Linked DNA regions of Homo sapiens: region 1 is linked to region 2. A link is a loop called in an ENCODE intact Hi-C map of the cell type or tissue named here. Cell type or tissue: endothelial cell of umbilical vein. All regions are shown on one strand. Links, peaks and the distances in the headings refer to the core of each region. The heading gives the core; the rest is flanking DNA.

What was found. Peaks named below come from ENCODE experiments on the same cell type or tissue, not always from the same donor. Only the 100,000 strongest peaks of a DNase experiment are listed, where the experiment ranks them.
Region 1: it touches region 2 in a loop (6-fold over the local background); 17 of 110 quality-filtered maps call a loop at or near these places.

What each region holds. Positions count from the first base shown.
Region 1 is chr15:39,595,909-39,602,110 of GRCh38, reverse strand. THBS1 (thrombospondin 1) reads right to left here. Exons shown (of 22, transcript NM_003246.4): 22 at 2,645-6,202. FSIP1 (fibrous sheath interacting protein 1) reads left to right here. Exons shown (of 12, transcript NM_152597.5): 12 at 1,185-2,080. The coding sequence ends at 1,231. Among named protein-coding and RNA genes, the nearest start is that of THBS1-IT1, 13 kb to the right of the region's middle. In endothelial cell of umbilical vein, for the core only: no CTCF peak of the experiment used is centred there; DNase peaks (open chromatin) are centred at 2,660, 3,410, 4,140, 5,620 and 4 weaker places; H3K27ac peaks cover 368 bases.
Region 2 is chr15:39,681,702-39,689,559 of GRCh38, reverse strand. The region is part of intron 10 of FSIP1 (fibrous sheath interacting protein 1); the gene reads left to right. Among named protein-coding and RNA genes, the nearest start is that of FSIP1, 97 kb to the left of the region's middle. In endothelial cell of umbilical vein, for the core only: a CTCF peak has its summit at 3,335 (motif pointing left); a DNase peak (open chromatin) is centred at 3,329.

The sequences.
Region 1 (6,202 bases), core at 1,203-6,202, 87 kb after region 2:
ATCTAGAAAGACCCCTTTCACAGGTTGCAGGGATGAGGATGTGAGTTTTGGGGAGCCACTGTTCACCAGCTTCCTACAATTCATCCCATTAAAAGTGTGCAATTCAATTGTTTGTAGTATATTTACAGAGTTGTACCTCCATCACCACTATCAATTTTTTATTTTTTCCACCCCCGACAACGCAACATTTTGGGTATTAGTAATCACTTCCCATTTTCCCCAACCCCAGCCCTAGGCAATCACCAGTCTTTCTGTCTCTGTGAATTTGCCTAGTCTGAACATTTCATATAAATGGAATCATACGGCATATGGCCTTTTGTGACTGGCTTCTTACATTATGTCTTCAAGATTCATCCATGTTGTAGCATGTATCCATACTCCACTCTTTTCTATTGTTGAATAAGTCTCAATTATATGGATATATCACATTTTGCTTATCCATTCATCATTTGATGGACATTTGGGTTGTTTCCACTTTTTGGCTATTACATATAATGTTGATATGAACGCTTGTGTACAAGTTTTTGTATGGATGTATGCTTTCATTTCTCTTGGGCTTATACCTAGAAGTGGAATTGCCAGGTCTATGGTAACCTTCTCAGGAACTGCCAGACTGTTTCTAAAGCTACTGCACCATTTTCCATTCCTGCCAGTCGTGCATGAAGGTTCCAGTTTCTCCTGTTTCTCTTTGTCTTTTTAAAATTTAGTTCTATTGTCAATTCTGCATTTTCTGATAACCTTCTCACCAAGGGTAGAAAAATATTTCCATTCCTTTTCTGTTAATGTCACAATTTTTTTTCTCACTTCAAGAAATGAAAGGCGATCAGCTCTTATCTATTCTACATATAACATTTACTTTTGGTCTCACTGTACTTCCCAGAAACTTAGTAGAAAGCAAAATATTAACTTCTGTGTGTGTCTCCACATCCATAATCATTTTAGCTCCAAAACCTGTAGTGTTCTCCCTGAGCTGTAAGCTCAATGAGAGTAGGCGCCCTGATCTTTCTATTTTTCTCGTAAACTTTGTCTGCAGCTCGTGGTGACTGTTCAGTAAGTATTAAATGAGAGTGTGATTATTGCCTCATGTGTAAAGGGATTTAATATTTTATAGGCTGAGTTGTTTTTCTTAATTATGCATACATTTCTGAATCTCTAATAACTGTGGTTATTGTTTTTATGTGCAGATGAGCAGGAGACTAAAGATGCAGCAGAAGAATGTAAAGAACCCTAATCAAGGACTTGCTGGGTGTGCTTTTCAGAAAGTTGGTAATGAAGTTAAATTAAATTTCTTATTGAATTATTTGAATTCAATGAATGCACTGCAGAGACTATTCTTTATTGATTTTGACATTTGGAGTCGCTCTTTGTGGATTATATTTCCTTGATATTTTTGAGACTTGGGGTGTAATTGTTCAGTGGTTTTTGCTCATTAAAATTTCTGGGACCATTGTTTATAAATTTATTGCTAATCTTACAGTATTAGGATTCATTATAAAAACCAACATTTTAATGTATACGTGTTAGGGTAAAACTCGTTGAAGTGCTGTGATTGTCCTGTATTCAATTTTGTATGTTTCACCTCTACTGTGATTCAGACAGATCATGGTGGTCACTGGGAATTTTTGCTGTGGCCCTGCTTTTCCTTCTTCCCACTTGTCTCATGTCTGTGAAACTGGTACAACCTGCCATAAGATGAAATGAATTGTCTCAACAAAGCAATATTAGAAGAGCCTTTACTATCTTATTGGTGATGACACGTTTCTTAAGTAGGAGTTTGAGTGAATTATTTGATATATTACTTTGTTAATAATAGTTAACAATAGTTTCTTATTTTCTTTCAGAGTTTGGGCCTTTTAGATTGCATCAAATAAAGATGAGCTACTTTAAAAGACAGTCTGCGGTACTATTTGAAGAGAGATGGTTTAGTTACAAGTCAGTAACTTAGATTCATGAGAAAATTTTGTGTTGACATTCCATAAGATGAGTTGGCATTAGAATTGGAAGTCCAGTTTATTTCTGAATCAAAAAATGAGCGGGCTATTGTGCTGCCTTTAATAAAATTTGAGTGATGTATACATAACATTGTTTTTGCTGGCACATGTTCATCCACTGATACTGAATAACATTAATGATTGTTTATATGGAATTTCCTTGACTTTTTAAAATGAGGAATTCTATAGCTACTATTTTCAGAGGTATTGATAGGCAGTTTCTTTTTCCAGACACTATTTCAGTTTACTATTTGTTCATTTAAAATAGCAATTGTTCATGCTGATGTCAATGTGCTACGTATAATTTATCTTGATGCCAAGAGTTTTGCTGTGGGATGGAAGTATAAGTTAAAAGTTGTGATTTTAGATTCTCATAGGAATGCCATGAGGCACACTCTGTGTTTTAGGGTTTGGGTGGGAAGAATCAGAGGGCAAAGGTGATATGGGTGAGAATTTGTTGTGGGGCAGAGAGGGGCCAGTGTTGTCCGTCAGCGTTTCAGAGGAGTTCAGCTTTCTAAATCTATGCTTTTCTGGTATTTGATGTTTGTATGTATGAGAGAGAGAGAGAGAGAGAGAAAGAAGGAGGAGGGAGGGGAGGGGAGGGTAGGAAGGAAAAAGGGGAGGGAAGAGGGAGACAGAAAGAAACACAGAGTAAAATTATTTCTAGACTTGCACTGCAAAGGGCTTATGACTTTATAGTTTGCTTCTGCCAATGATATTTGGGACATAGTGAGCCTTTCTGTTATTTAGGTAAGGGGGAAGAAAATAGAGTTATTTTAAGTAATGAATTCTGCCATAAAAGAGGTGGGACCATTCACAGCATGTCAACTGAAGGTAACTCTAACAAGGACTGGTAACTAAGTCTGTAACGTAATTCAACAAAAAGCTTCCGGATTTTTTTTAAAAAGTCACCCTGATTTAGATAGAAAGTGTTATTAAAAATAGATGTTTTTATTTTGGATTTCCCTTTAGGGCTTAGTGTTTGTCCGGAACAAGGTGAAACCCCGTCTTTACTAAAAATACAGAATTAGCCAGGCTTGGTGGCGGGCGCTTGTAGTCCCAGCTACTTGGGAGGCTGAGGCAGGAGGGAGAATTGCTTGAACCGGGGAGGCAGAGGTTGCAGTGAGCCGAGATTGTGTCACTGCACTCCAGCCTGGGCGACAGAGCAAGACTTCATCTCAAAAATAAAAAGAAAAAGAAATTATAGAAGAGAGAGAGAGCCAATTTATTTAAGGAATGAATTCAGGAGCTTAATACTGGAGGCTTTTCTACATGTGACTCTTTAGAAAAAAAAAAACTGCTGGCACCACCTTTATTGTATGTACATTCTTATAAGACCTGGAGTTTATTGCTCTTCACTCGAGCTCTCCCACAACACATGACAATAAACTGTTGGAGGAGGAAAAAAGCTATCATCTCGATGACATAATTTTAATTTTTAACAAGTCCTTTATTTCAGTACAACCTGATTATTTGAAGGTCAGTCTTAGGGTGAAACTGGAACATGCCTGGAAGAAAAGCTCCTCTTTCCAGTCACTTTTTCTGTCTTATCTTGGTATTTTCAATCAGTTTTGCTTCACTATCCAAGAATGAATTAGAATTATCTCCCAGCACTTCAAACGTTGAACTCTTCTGATAATGAATGATGGTATTTAATTCTTTGCCATTTCAAAGAATTATTTCCTTCACATCAGTTTTCCTAACTCCACAGCTATTATCAACACTTTCTAGTTCCTGCTTCTTCACCTTGGTACTATAAAATGATTTGGCAATTTACATTTGTATGTGATCATGGCTACTCAGAAAGATGAGTATTTATAGAATGAGAGTGAAAATCAACAAGGAAGATTTTATCTCACCCAGCCAGTCCTTTCTAGTGTTTAATAGACCTCAAAGCCAGACCTTTAACCTACTCATAAAATTTCTTCTTTGATCTGTTTTCATTAAAACTGGAAATTAACTGGTCAGTATTCCACATTCATAATTAGCCCATCCAAAAATCAAGGTCTGCTTATTGGTACACTTGGGCCTTTTCTTCACATGATAATTTGTATTTAGACACACACGCATTTATGGATTCCTTCCAAATTTTACATTTTTTAGTCTTCTTTTTTGATTAAACTTATTATTCCTTCTTCAAGAGGAGGTATCTGTAATGCTTGGCTCAACATTGCAAGGACAGCTCCTCCCTCATCCACATTTACTTCCGAAGTGTCTCCACAACATGCAATCGTGTTGCCCACCCAAGGCATCATTCGTGGGTCAGAAAATGTCGCTGTGAGAGTTGCGTGTGCTTCAGTGTTTTTCCCTTTGTTTTCATACTGCACTTTGAAAAGGATTCAATGACATCTAATGACCTTAATAAGAAATTTTATTCTTATGGGGGCCCTTGACTTAGGGATAATTTCTCTTTTATATGTTTTTGATATGGCAGGCTAATGTATCATTTTGTTCTTTTATTCCACAAACGCAGCAAATTCTAAGCCTAGGCCTGAGCAACTCAGTCTTTCTCAATCACATACAAACTGTGAATGTTGCTATGACTTACTGTAATTTATTTTTGTATATGCTATATTGATTTATGAATGGTATTTACGCATATACTTCATGACATAAAGCCAGTAGAGAACAAATAAGCATGGATACAGTAAGTATAAATATAAATTTCCATATGATTTATTGTTGTTCCTTGTACATAAGAAACAGTAATATACAACTTACACTGCTTTAGAATGTAAAATGGATAAAAATGTGTACAAAAAAAAGCACATTCCTAGAAAAAGGTATTGGCAAATAGTAAAAATGGGAGGTCAAAAGCAAAAAAAAAAAAAAAAAAAAACAAAACAAAAAAAAGAAAAAACCAACAATTCTTCAATTCAGTGTGCAAACATTATATAAAAATAGAAATACTAACTCTACAGGCAGTATTTCCTGATAAATTATTTAAATAGCATATCTACACAATCTGAGATATCTATTCCAATGGCAATGAGAAAATAATTTATAAAAATAAAGCAATGGTATACCAGATGATAGAAAAAAAACATAACTTTCAGAAATTGTATTTAACATTTCAATGCTATTTCCTTATTGGGAATACTTCTCTGCAGAGTTTTTATGCTATGTACAACACTGACTTTTTAGGTACTACAGTAGCTTTAAGTTTGTTAGACACTTAAACTCTTTCCGCTTGATCCAAAAATTCTTTACTCAGTCACACAACAAATGAGGTAATATTTGTATGTAAGTTTCACCTTTTGTCATTTTTTTCTCTTTTGGAAAAATGAAAGAAAAAAGTGTATATGCTTTCCTTCTCCCTGGAAATATGCACAAGGGATGGGGTAAAACAGTATTGAAGACCTCATGGCTTTCTTTGCAATTTAAAACATTTGCAAATGGATAACCAACTAATTCCACTTGAAAAGATAAAACAGAGAAAAAAAGAATCCCATAACATCCACTCTGAGCACAAGGGGCAGAGCAGCTTATTAGACTGATTTTCCTTGTGCTGTTCTTGCAAGAGATTTGCTGATAAATGTCAACTACTTGCTCTCAAACACTTTCCGTATGAAGCCTAAATTTCCAGGCAGAACAGAGTTAATAAATAATCTGTATTTACAATCTTACAGTCACGAAGACTCTCAACAAAGATGACATGGATAGTCTTTACGCTTCTTCCTGTTCCATGAATAATCCTTCAGCCAGATCTTCCAGAATAAGTAAAAAATAAATATTTTACATCGTAAAGCATTTAAAAAAAATCTACATTCCAAAAGAGAGAATTAGAAAACTCCATGATAATTCAGGAAAAAAGAGAAAAGGAATGTTTTAGTTAGGTTGATAATAATTTTGTGCCATTGTAACCATAAAAATATAAGCACGGCTGCCCCTCCTTTGGGAGGCAGCTGGTGCTCACTGAGATGGTAGGTTTTCCTATTTTCCTGCTACATCTGCACAAGCTACATCTAGAATGAAGCCACCAATTTCAATGTGACCAGGCAATGGCAGCCAGCACTGCCTTACACTGGTTTGATTCTGATTCCCTAATTCTGGCCACTGCAGGTGATGAGTAAGGGTGGGGATCAGGGAGGAAGTCCAGAAGCCAGTCTTTGTCTCCCTTTCCTGCTTCTATTTAAGTGCCTATTTACATGGGTTAATCAGCTAACGCCAGTCAGCATCATGAAATCCAGCAATAGTCTTTCAATCCCCTG
Region 2 (7,858 bases), core at 1,377-6,376:
TTCTAAGACCCTTGGACTCTCTGGAGTGAAAAGAGTGTCTTGTTTGCTAATGAGATGACTGGTGACTGGAGGCTCCTAGATAATTTCAGGATGAAGGCTGGTCACTGGAAAGACCAGAGCATGATTAGAAGGTTGGAACTTTCAGTCCACCCTAGATGTCCAGGGAGGGGAGAGGGTCTGGAGATTAAGCTCATCACCAATGACCAAAGAATTAATCAATCATGCCTATATAATGAAGCTTTCATAAACACCCCTAAATCATGGGTTTTGGAGAGCTTTTGGGTTGGTATACATGTAGAGGTGCTGGGAGGGTGGGGTGCACAGAGAGGACAATGACATTCTGTGCTCCTTCCACGTACATCTCCCTATGCATCTGTTCCGTTTGGCTGTTCCTCAGTAGTATCCTTTATAGTAAAGCAGTAATAGTAAGTTAACTATTTTCCTGAGTTCTGGGAGTCATTCTAGTTGTTGAACCTGAAGAGTGGATCATGGGAACCTCTGATTTATAATTAGTCAGTCAGAGAGTCCAGGTCAGAGAGGCCTGGGATGTATCTACCTGACATCTTCATATGTCAAATAACTCATCCAAACTAGTTAATGCCACTGAAAATTCTTGGTGAAACAGACCTCTAGAAAATACACTTCCCCAATTTTAAATTGTTCTTAGTAATTCACTAAAATTTAGCCTATGAAAATTTTTCCAGTGGTGGGCTCTACTTAGCAGGCACAAAACTGGAGAAGGACACCACCTCACCCACAGGTGTTAGGCAAAGAGATTGGGTGCTGGGTCAGAGCCACATGAAGCAGGGTTTTAGAGGGCATAGGCCTGTATGTATTTGGACACTCAATGTGGAACAGGGCTGTGCTTCTGCATAGGACTTAGAATCTGGAATAAAAATAGATATTTTTCTCTGCAGTCCTATACCTTTGCTACCCAGTTTTAAAAGTTTGTGGCTTTCTAGAAATCATAGTACAGATGGTCCCTGATTTATTATGGTCAATTTAATGATTTTTCAACTTTATGATGGTGCAAAAGCCATATGCATTCAGCAGAAACCTTAACTCGAATACCTATACCAACATTCTTCTTTTCACTTTAGGTACAGCTTTCAAGAAATTACATGAGATATTCAACACTTGATTATAAAATAGGCTTTGTGTTAGATGACTTTTCCCAACTGTAGGCTAATATAAGTGTTCTGAGCATGTTTAAGGTAGGCTGGACTAAACTATGATGTTCAGTAGGTTAGGTGTATTAAGTAAATGGATTTTTGGCTTACTGTATTTTCAACTTACAATGGGTTTATCAGGATGTAAGCCCATTGTAAGTTGAGGAGCATCTGTATTCTGATCATTGTCATCTCCCTGAAGTTGTGGTTTCTTTTAGGTGTGTATTTTGTGAATGCATACGATTGCATCGACTGGTCTGATTTTGTCAGCAGTGACTAGTCTGTCTACTTCTACTTTGTATTCAGAGAGATTACCTATAAGCAGAGTTGGTAGCTTCCTACCAATATAGTTCCATGGATGCTTGGCAGGCCCCTTAGCCTAATAATATGCCTCTCTTCTGATTCCTAGTGCTTGAAGTTCTTTGGCTTGGTTTGGTTCCAAATTTTGGGAGTTAGAGATTCCTTTAAGAATCTCATTAAGGCTGTGAACCTCTTTCCTGGAAAAATGCTCATATAGATGTACATAAAAATGTGTTCTTGAACTCTAAAATTAAGAACTCCTGTGTTAGGTAGAGGTAAAGTCTTTCCACAGTTAGAGAAGAGGCTTAAAATGTAAATCAGGCAAGGCAAGAGGATACATTCATTAAACAAGCATTGATTAAGGGCTTAATGTTTACAAACACCATGGGTAGGTTTTGGGCATACAGATTAAGACCTGGTCTTCTTTCTTGACAAACTTTTAGCTTGGTAGAGGAGGCCCTCATGTAGACAGAGAGTTACAATGTGAGGTATTCAGGCCTGAAAAAGAGGTGGATACAAAGTGCCAGGGAACCAGATGGGAGGTAGGGACCAACTCTGCAAGTGACTGGCTCATGTTTACCTTAGAATAGAAATGGCTGATTCTAGACGCTTGCCTCAGTCAGTTTAGAAAGGTGAAAGCTGGGTGCGGTGGCTCACGCCTGTAATCCCAAGACTTTGGGAGGCCAAGGCGGGTGGATCACCTGAGGGCAGGAGTTTGAGACCAGCCTGGCCAACATGGTGAAACCCCATTTCTACTAAAAATACAAAATTAGCTGGGTGTGGTGGCACATGCCTGTAATCTTAGCTACTTGGGAGGCTGAAGCAGGAGAATTGCTTGAACCCAGGAGGCAGAGGTTGCACTGAGCCAAGATCACGCTATTGCACTCCCACTCCAGCCTGGGCAACAAGAGCAAAACTCTGTCTCAAAAAAAAAAAAAAAAAAAAAAAAAAAAGGAAAAGAAAAGAAAGAAAGAAAGGTGAAAGGGCATTGGGTGTCAAAAGCAGGAGTGTTATTGAGTAAGAGGCTGCAAAGCAGGGAAGGACACAGATTGGAGAGAAAAGGAGAGATTGAGATTGCCAAGGAGAAACCTCACATTTAAAAGGTTTACTTGGGACCCAGCCATTTGTAGCTACCTGAAACTGGGATGATATTTTGCAAATAGATACAGACAAGTAGGCAGAACTGTCTGCCCCATTCTCCTGCCAACAACAAACAAAACATAAAACATAATTCCAAATAAGGGAAATGCCCATTACTCAGACTTTCCCTTTGAATCTAATAATGTCACCCAAGTCTTGAGGAATTTGCTAATTGTTTGTAGATCCTACAAGGTCATAATCTAGACCTGTTTTAAAAAATCTTTTAAAACTTCAATATATTTATTTGAAAGGGATGAAGAAATGATATACATTCTACCCAGTCTGCAGGATTACTTGACACTTGCCGTCATAGGCTGGGACTCAAGAAGTATTAGAGGCCACCATTTGTTTTTTCAGTTAGTCACAGCCTTTGCTCACAGGGCTTTTGAAATTATTTTAATTCAGTTACACATATAGTTGAAGCTACAAATTTATCTCAGTTCTACATTGTAATACTGGAACAATGCATTGCCAAGGGGCGATAAAGTCAGAATACCAATTTATATTGACAGTTTGGTGAGATATTCTTCTGTGATTATACACCAAAGCCTTAGATGTAGAAATTAATGGGAAAAGTTTTTAATTGAAAATGTATTTTCTCATTTTTTAAATTTATTTTTTGTTAAAGTGAGGCACCTGGGTTTGAATTTTATACTGCTAATACTTTGGGAAGGCCATAGTGGAGGTGGAAATATGGTTTTGAGATGAAGCAGTGTGAAGGTGCCACCTAGTGGTCACATAATCACGTCTGTGTTCTCTTTCTTGCCAGTGGAAATTGGGTACCCGTGGTGGGTTTCCTAGAGAATCCCCTTATAGGTGGTGAATTCGGTTAGCCTATTGCTGTCCTTGATAGGATAAAGTTTTTACTTTTACTTTGTGGTCACTGAAATTATCATCCTCCAAATTTGTTATTTGAAATTAGTTTTGTTAACTGGACAGCTCTTGTTACCCTTTTTGCTAATATTTTTAGCTAATTATGTCAGCAAAAACTTGGGTTAAATGTTAAAATTATAGTGTAATCATAGTTTCCCATTCCATTGGAATGGTCTGACATGTAATGTACAGAGAGCATGCAGAATGTCTGGAGTGTATCGTGGGACACAGCTAAAGCCTGGGTGATGGCCAGCTGCTGTGAGGTTTCATTAAAGGCCTTTCTTGTTGTTTTGGGATTAATCTCTCTTTAGTAGAATGCTGTAGAAGAAAAAAGATCAATAGAAAAACTCATCTTTTGTATAAAAATTTTTTTTTCAGATGAGATGTGTTCAGTAAGCACATACCTCATTAGAGAGATGGCAATGGATGGCTGACTACAGTCATTTCTTTTCTTTACCCTTAAACTACATGTAACCCAGAATTGAAACATATACTTGTATTGAGGTTTTCCAAAACAATTAGTGATAGAGATCTTAAGAAGGACCAGAATTCCTGGAGGGTGTTGTATGTTTTGTTTTCTCAGTGCAAGACATCTTTGAGGTTTCCTTTGCCATCAAAGGCTTTCTATGTGTGTTTGTTGGGGATGGCGGGGGGATTTATAGGAAAGGACTTTCACTGAGATATAAAATAATTTTCCCCAGGAGGATTTTTACTTTGCTAGTCTTGTTTTGGTATCTATTTTGGGCAATATTTACATTAAAAACTTAACATCTGGTAAGTACTAACATTTTATCTTTATCACACATGAACAATTTTTTTTTGTCATGGAAATCCTCATGGTGGAATTAACTAAAACATTATAGAAAGTTCAGGAGGGCTCTTCAGAACAACACAAACTTTAACTAAAAACTTTCCCTAAAGATGCTCTTGGAATTTGCAAATGCAGCCCAGATAGCACACCAGTCATTTAGATTTTAAAGTATGTGCTGCATACCCAACCTTGTCCTAGGTGGACATTGCTGAGAAAAATACACAAAAATAGTGTGATTTGTAGGAGTCTGGGTTCTCAAGGTCCTCAGAAGAGGCAGTACTGAGGCAAGTACGGAGCCAGATTGCCTGTGTTTGAGTCCCTGCTCTGCCCTGGACTAGCTGTGTGACCTTGGAGAAGTTACTTGACCCTCTATGCCCCAGTTTCTTCATCTGGGAGAGGGGATACTAATAACTTGCTTTGCAGGGTTGAGTGGAAAGCACTTAGAACAGTGTCAGGATATATGGCAGGAACTCCATCAATACAAGTCAGCTATTTCCATCCTCACCACATGGTAAAGCCCAGGCACCACACACAGGAGGACAGTTTAACACTGTATTTGATTAAGAAATGTTAAGGCCACTTACTAGAGGAGTTCATAAAAGAGAAAGCAGTGTAGGCTGGGGTATTTAGGAAAAGACATTCTATTTTAGGATTTGACATTCTAAAATAAAATTTATTTTTAAAGCAGCTTTCTCTATTTGGTTTTCAATTAAGGAGATCAATTCATTAGGATTCTTGGTGCTATTTCCTTCTATAGGGTTAAGGAAAAAGAGTAAGATTTCCCTTGGTGCGTCATTCACTTTTTATTCATTGAGCAGCTATTTATGGACTATGTGCTCTATGCCAAGCATTGAGTTTGAGTGAGCGAATGAGACAGGCAGGAATCACAGCTGTAGTGTCTGTTCTCCAGCCTTTTAATAATGTTCCGCATGTGCCTCAGTGACCTTTCCAGATTCCTTATATTTGGTTTATTTTAAATTTTATTTTTAAAAATTGTTTATGATGAAAAATTTCAGACACACATGTGTCTGTTCCTTTGCCAATACCACACTGTCTTTATTGCTGTTGCTTTATATTAAATTTTAAAATCAGCTTATATGATTTTTCCAATCTTATTTTTCCTTTATCAAAATTGTTTTGGTTATTCCAGTTCTTCTGTCTTTTCATATAAATTTTAGAATCAGCTTGTCTGTACCTACAGAAAATCATGCTGGGATTTTTATTGGGATTGCATAAATTTATAGATAAGTTTGGTGAGAACAGATGGCTTTATTATGCCGAATTGTCCAATTCATCAACATGGTATGCCTCTGTATTTATTTAGTCTTCTTTCATTTCTTTCAGCAGCATTTTGTCATCTTCAGCATGTAGATCCTGTATGTGCTTTTTGAGACCTGTACTTAAGTATAAATTGTAACACTGTAAGTGGTATTTTTTCTTGGTTTCTAATATGTGTGTTTTTTCTTTTGGTTTCTATGTATACAAGAAGTGTATATATAGAAAAATGGTTAATTTTTGTGTTGAACTTTATCCTGTGAACTTGCTAAAATGACTTATTAGTTCTAGAAATTATTTTCCCCTTGATTCCTTGGGATTTTCTCCATAGCCAGTCATGTTGTCTGTGAATAGGAACAACTTAATTTATTTCAAATCTGCATGCCTTTTATTTCTTTTCCTTGAGTTTTTTTCTTGCATTGGCTAGAACTTCTAGTACAATGTCAAGTAGGTGTGGTGGGAGTGGACATTTTTGCCTTGTTTCTGGTCTTAGGGGGAAAGCATTCAATCTTTCACCATTAAGTATTATGTTAGACGTAGGTGTTATCAGAATGAAGAAGGTCCCTTCTATTCCTAATTTGCTGAGAGTTTTTTTTTTTAAATCATGAATGTATGTTGAATTTTGTCAAATGCTTTTCTGCATTGATTGATGATGACTGTTTTTCCTTTTAATCTGATAATCTGGTGGATTACATCGGTTGTTTTTTGAGTACTCATCCAGTCTTGCATTCCCATGACAAAGCCCACTTGGTCATGGTTTGTATCAAGTTTTGAAGTTCCAGCTGGAAATCTCTAATAAGGGACCAGCCAGCAGAGAACAAGTAGGCTTGTGTTTGGACCAGTGTTTTGGAAACAGTTGGCTCACTGGGCTAGTGACCACCCTGTTAACTTCTGCTGACCTGTTTTCCAAGAACCCACCTGGTACCAACATGCCTTTACTGCCAGTGTATTTTGTTTCCACCCTTCTTTTGACTTATATTTATTGTTATTCTCTTTCCCTTTCTGTACTGGACCAGGAACTTCCATCAACTGGAATCATCTCTGGGCATCTTCGTCTTCCATTTGTGTTTTAATTTATAGCAAGAGAGTTTGGGAATAATCGTATTTTAAGAAACCAACATTTATTTAAATATAAACACATGTGATTAGAGTATTAAAATTTAAATGCTATTAAAAGTTTTTGCAATTTTTGTCATTTCATGAGGCAAGAAAAGAAAATATACGGGTGTCTTGTTATATGTAGTCTTCTAAGATCTGATTTTAAATTGCAATTTATTTTGGAAGGTAGTGGAAACAAACCAGAAAGTAATGTAGATGTTTGCTTGTGGTTAACATAATTTGCCTGCCTCCTCAGAGGCTAAATTCCAAGGAATTTTGTTTTCTGTATTCTTAAGTCTAGAGACACAATGGTCCAGAGATCCCTGTGAAAGGGAGCCCTCATCCGGGGAGCCCCAGCTTGCACAGTCACCCCCTCACCCCTTCCTGGGGAGCAGTGAGAATGCCGTGGGCTGTGCCTGCACTGAGAATGCTGCTTTTCTGTGAAAACACAGTCAAGTGCACATGATAGGTTTTAGTTCCCAAGCAGTGTTAAAAGCAAATGTGTGGGGTTTTATATTTCCAGCTGCTTTTTTTTTTCCAAAGTAAAATATGTAGGTTTTGGTTTGCAGCAGGCCACATTTCTTCTAATAAAAACAGTTAGAACAAAATGTGTTTTATAAGCATATAAAAATGTCAGACCATAATGATTTTAGTGTTGCATATTTAAAAATGGTCAGTAATATTTAAGACATAAGTATCTGCAAAGAAAGTGAATTATGGAAAGTAAATTACAGTATATCATTTGTATAAAGGAGAAGGTGGTTGGAAACTTGTCCAGGAACTATATTGAGACCATTTTATTTGCATTTCTATATAATATGCATGCCTTTCAGCTTTCAGTTAAATTTTGGCCCCCAAATTATTAAACTTTTATACTTGCAACTGGGCCCCAACATTTAAAAAAAATCCTGTTTGTGTCTGGACACACAATTCATTTTGTGAAAAAGCACCTTCATTCTGTGGACTCATTAGAGAAAGCATCTCAGTAGGTCCTGGTGCCAAAATCAGTTGTGCTTCCTTCTGAACCATTCACTTATTATTATCTGATGGACACTCTGAGCTCCTTTTTGCCTTGTCTGCTAGGAAGCTTAGAAAAAAAATTCAGGGTATCTGTAACAAGGCTACAGAACCTGAGCCCATGTGTTTTGCACACTGACTGTACATCTGGAATCATTTTCATCTTATTTCTTTC